Regions from separate parts of the Homo sapiens genome. Here region 2 is linked to region 1. Evidence: chromatin contacts called from ENCODE Hi-C or POLR2A ChIA-PET data. All regions are on one chromosome and are shown on one strand. Each heading gives the region's core, a stretch centred on a gene start or an enhancer-like site at or near the end of the contact. The rest is flanking DNA. Distances are from core to core; before and after follow the strand shown.

What was found. A loop is a pair of places that touch in the nucleus more often than their neighbours do. ChIA-PET counts read pairs that join two places held with the same protein, here RNA polymerase II (POLR2A). Pooled maps may share reads with other maps.
Region 2: a map of Caco-2 shows a loop between it and region 1 (3-fold over the local background). The contact joins two enhancer-like sites. A Hi-C loop is called at or near these places in 5 of 168 maps with a recorded cell type or tissue (Caco-2, Calu3, PC-3 and 2 more) and 1 of 50 pooled maps. POLR2A ChIA-PET finds 5 or more read pairs at or near these places in 5 of 52 experiments (HepG2, OCI-LY7, PC-3 and 2 more).

The regions. Positions count from the first base shown.
Region 1 is chr3:24,271,611-24,274,310 of GRCh38, forward strand. The region is part of intron 3 of THRB (thyroid hormone receptor beta); the gene reads right to left. Among named protein-coding and RNA genes, the nearest start is that of THRB-AS2, 120 kb to the left of the region's middle. Within about 2 kb of position 1,426, at least 5 of the 41 ENCODE cell types and tissues checked have a DNase peak (open chromatin) inside an H3K27ac peak, as active enhancers do; they include PC-3, PC-9 and mammary epithelial cell, where a contact is called at or near this core.
Region 2 is chr3:24,315,565-24,318,264 of GRCh38, forward strand. All of the region lies in intron 2 of THRB (thyroid hormone receptor beta), which reads right to left. Among named protein-coding and RNA genes, the nearest start is that of THRB-AS2, 170 kb to the left of the region's middle. Within about 2 kb of position 1,412, at least 4 of the 41 ENCODE cell types and tissues checked have a DNase peak (open chromatin) inside an H3K27ac peak, as active enhancers do; they include PC-3, PC-9 and mammary epithelial cell, where a contact is called at or near this core.

The sequences.
Region 1 (2,700 bases), core at 176-2,675:
TTTGAATTCCAAGAAGCTCCTATTCTTACCAGAATTAGAATGTAATAACTTTTTAGCTTAAAAGCTTGTCCTGGCTATTCCTCATAGCCTAATTTCTTAATCAAGTATATACTGTATGTCTCAGTATATACTACATGTACTATTACAATAGTATTTTTTTCCTTGAGAAAATTTAATTTAATTTAATAATTAATTTAATAGTCAGAGTACAGGTATGTAAGCTCTAGGGAACTTTGTTTCCCAATAGTAAAGGTAGAAGGGAAAATATTTATCACATGGTAAATGATGTAGAGAAAAGGATACAGGTCCTAAGTTAATATTTGATTATTAGCTATTATGATTATGATGGTCTTGGGTTATTATGTTTAGAAGATAGTGGCTACTCATTAATAATTTAGCTCCATAATCTTTGGATGGATAGGATTGCGGACAATTTAAAATTTTCCTATAGTCTGGGCATAGGGCTTATGCCTATAATTCCAACACTTTGGGATGCCATAGCAGGAGGATCGCTTGAGCCCGGGAGTTCAAGACCAGCCTGGGCAACACAGCGAGATCTCTTCTCTACAAATAATAATTTTAAAAATTAGCCAGATGTGGTGGCCCGCACTTGTGGTCTCAGCTGCTCTCAAGGCTGAGGTGGGAGTATCACTAGAGCCCAGGAGGTTGAGGCAACAGTGAGTAGTGATCGCACCACTGCACTCTAGTCTGGGTGACAGAGTAAGACTCTCTCTCAAAACAACAACAACAACAACAACAACAAACAAAAACAAACAAACAAACAAAAAAACCAACCAAAAACCCTCTCAAAGCCCCCCAGAAAACCAAATAAAATTTCCCTATATACCATGTTTGTTAAGTGCCTGCAGGATTTTGTCTTAGTTCTGAAAAACATTGCCAACAATTTGTAATGCACTCACATGTTCCCCTCACTTAAAGGATACTGATACTACCTTACCCTTATTTGGGGGTACATCTTTTCCCTGGCAAGGAATTTTTGCTCATTGACTCACACTTTTCTCAAAACCATAGCATGTAAGTCAAGACAAGAGGACAGAACTAATTCATTTCTGGTAGGATTAGGTCACAATTACACTAGTTTCTTTTTTGACATCATATTTCACCTAGCTGTAGTCACTTTTGTTGTGACCATATAAATCATTTCAGATCCTTAGCACTAAGCAATTTCCTTTTCAAACTTCAAATATTCATTCGCAGGATTATTTTACTCTTCCTATGGTCTTTCCTCCTATTAAAGTTCATTGACCCTTCACCTATTTTTAGACCCTCTGGATCCAAAATAGCAAAGAAAATTAAATATTCAGTTTTTTAAAAAACAAATATCAATACTAAGTACTTGTTGGTTTTGACTCAGAGTTTCAGATACCTCAGTATATGACATCATCACCTGGAGCTCCCTTACCCAAATTCTGTTTACAATGGAAGAATCCGTGTGAAGCATTCAAATGTACACGTGCTTTTTCTAATAGAAAGAATGTAACAGGTTGCTATGAATTAAACACACACACACACACACCCACACACACCACAACTCCACTCTTTCTATCCAGGACCTGCCAACAATAATTTTAGTATTTGCAGGAGGCTGTTAACTTGCAAATCTTTCATTTATTTAAGAAATACTGAGTAGCTACAATGTGTCAGGCACTCTGGCACACCTTTAAGTGCTTGGGGTAATTCAGTGGACAATATAGATTTCCCTGCTTCATAGAGCTTACATTCTAACAGGTGTCCATTTGGAAATCTCTCCAATAAGATTAAAGTGGAATATGACATTAATTAATATCTCTTATCATCTACCACAGGGTTATGGTTATAACTGAATAATTAGAATAAATTGTGCCTGTCAGAAAGAGTGGTCCCTGCTCCACAACAAAATGAGAAGAAAAAGGGCAATGATATATATGCACATAATTCCTTAGCTTTAATCTCAAAATCCTAAAGCTTGTGAAGACAGAAAGTTTTTTCATAACTTAGTTGGTGGCAGAAGCTGACCTGATTTCATATGAGTGTTTCATAGTCTTTATTGATCCAACTTAGTGTAAATATTTGTATGCTTCACTGCAGAAATATTCATGTGTTTGCAATGGGGCATTCCCCCAGATGTCACTGGGGTAGAGTTCTACCCATTGCGGTAGAGCACAATACTATCTTCCCGAACCCCCCCACCCCTCAAAAACCCAAGCAAACAAAACTGAATTATTTCTGGCAAGGATTTTGGATAAGGAACTATGGGCCTGTATGTATGTATCTTTTTGAATCTACCAACCATATTTTCTCAGAAAGGCCTATCCTTTATTTTTCTTGCTTTGGGGGTAGGAAAATATTATTTCTTTATGTTGTGATAGCATAAATATTGGTTTGTTCTGTTTTCAGATAACTTTATTTAGCAAAATAGAAAGATTGTCAATCCTCTATTTTTTTTCTTAACATTATGCTCACCTGTGAAATGTGAAACTCAGGCGATACTGACCTGATCTAACAAACTTGTTGCCTAGACATTCATATTCTAGACATCTGCCCTATTATTTATTATACTTCTTTACAATGATCCACTTAAAAAACTGAACTATTATATCACTACCATAAATGGAAAGCCTGTATCACTTGCCATGAATAGCATCTGATGGCACTTACACAGGCCTAATAATGGTATATACTATATTGAAATACTGTTTA
Region 2 (2,700 bases), core at 162-2,661, 44 kb after region 1:
TCCCGGCCTTCTATAGGAGCCAGTATTGCAGCAGGAAGATGAGCAAAGCTTGTGGTAACCTAAACCCCTAGTGAAATGAGACTCCTATGGCACTGGGAGGCTGCCTGGACAGCTAACACCTGACATGCTACCTTATCCACATCTACATACCCTGTTACGATTAGAACTTTACTCTCCTCTCAACTCCCATATACTTACACCAGCCTGATAATAATAATTGCAGGGAGAAGTAGTTCACTCCACTAATTATGCTGCTTATAACTGGCACAGAGAGCAGCGATAATTTGGCTTAAAGTAAGGTTTTATGATCCTCATATGTTTAAAGTTTCCTTGGGTTCAAAGCCATTATGATTCAGGCTTGACAATTGTGAGGATGAATTTCAAATATCTCCGTATGTTTCTGTTTTTTTTCTTTTTTGTTAGAAAAGCATTATTTTGAAAGTGCTCCATGTGACAGCTCTTGTTTGCTCCTGAGGTGCCCAGCTATGAATTGAAAATGCTTTATTGCACTCTTTAGAGAACATGTTTCTGCTGGTGTGTAAGGCCTGGAAGCTGTCTGCATGCCAAGGCAATGCCCCCTAAATGAAGTCTTACATAAACCTGACAAAGTGTCTTTAGATAGAAGCAATCTCAATGGGCTACTACAGAGTCATGAAAATAACTGCTGGTCAACCACCAAAACAAAATTTGGCTGAGCACATACTTCTAAAAGCCTGAATCATAGGACTATCATGCCAGTAACATTTCATCATAATATATTTTTTAAATATACTGGTATATTCTTTTCTCTCCTCTTTCCATCCTTTCCTTCCTTTTTTCTCTTTTCCCTTCTCCCTCGGTTCCTTCCTTCCTTTTTTCCTTTCAGAAGACATTGTGCTCACCCTCTCCCCCTTTTTTCTTCCTTCTCGCCCTCTTGCTCTCACCCTTGTTCCTCCTCCCCCACCACATGCTACAGTTCAGACTCTACATTTAATTGTCAACTCACCTGATGCCCCTAGAGTCTACACAACCTACACTGCAAATTTTCATCCTCTCTTGAATTATTGCAATGTTATCCAAACCAGATCTCTCCAGAGGGTGGTTTATCAAGTCTCTCCTCTACTTAACAACCCTCAATTACTTCCCACCAGGTACAAGCTAAAGTCCTACTTCTCAGCTTCACATACAAGACCCCCGCTCCCAGCCCCAAGTACCACCTTCCACCAGTCCTATTCCTAACTTCAGTCTCCACAGCACACCTTAAAACATCCTCCACCCCCCAGAACACTTGACACCTCCCAAACAAGCTATGCCTTATCACAACTCAGAACTGCCCTGTCTGTTCACTCCTTTTCGTGAAAGGCTGAGCCCGTATTTCAGGCAGAAGCCCTTCCCTAACTTCCTCAGGCAAAGTTAGTGACTTTCCTCCTCAGGTTAACATTGCATTACAAACATTTATTACTATCTGTCTCCCCAAATCGGTTAAGAGTTTCTGGGGCAAAGGTGTCACTGACTCACCCACCAGGCAGTTGCTCAACAAAGGTTTGCTGAATGAACTTTGTTCCTTTGAGTTTATCCTGTATATTTTATAAGTAAAAAGAAGCCGCATAGTATGGGGTCTGTAAGTATGAGTTTGTGGGTTCAAATTCCACCTGTGACTTGAGCAGGTTATTTAATATCTTGGTGCCTCAGTTTCCCCATATGTGGAAACTTTCCAACTCTAGGGTGCTTGTGAGAAGTAAACAAGTTGCTACATAGATGGAATACTGCATGGAAAATCGAAAGAGGTGCATGCTACCTGAGTGTTTGTTAAATATAATGGAGGTAATTCTGATACCCCATGGCTGCCTCTGTTGTGCTCACGGCAGAAGGTTCCCAACACCATCAGGACTCGCTTGATTTCAACGAGCAGATCTTTTATTAGAAATGTAAGTGTCTGCCTTACTCCTCCAATAAAAAGAGAGATGCTAACACCAAGAACATTACTCAATCCCATAAGAAAACTAAAAGTGGGCTTATGCCACACTCAGAGCCATTGCACTGGCTAGGGTGTTGGGTCTGGAAGGCATACAAAACACAACACAACACAACAAAACAAAACAAAAACCTAGTTAAGAAACTACAATTCAATTCTTAGACTACCATATATGGGAAAATTCACATTGGTTCTAAACTGTTAAATAGAAAATATGTCTATATTCACAAAAAGAGATGGAAAGAAGTCTAACTTCAGCCAGGTTCAGTGGCTCATGCCTGTAATCCCAGCATTTTGAGAGTCCAAGGTGGGCAGATTGCTTAAGCCCAGGAGTTCAAGAATAGCCTGGGAAACATGGCAAAACCTCATCTCTACTAAAAATGCAAAAAATTAGCCAGGTATGGTGGTGTGTGACTGGAGTCCCAGCTACCTGGGAGACTGAGTCGGGAGGATCACCTGACCCTCAGGAAGTCGGGTCTGCAGTGAGCTATGATGGCACCACTGTACTCTACCTTGTCTCAAAAAAGAATGAACGAATGAAAAGAAAGGAAGGAAGGAAGGAAGGGGCCTAATTTCATGCAATTTGGCTTCAAAAAGTGAGTAGAAGCGAAAATTCAGAGTTCAGAGACAGTCAAAGGGAAGTATGATTCTTTTTGTTTGCAGGTAAATCAAAAGGGAGAGTCTCTGGGTTGAAATTCTGCAAAATATATTTCACTTAAGTACATCCTTCATGATCAGCCCTGTAC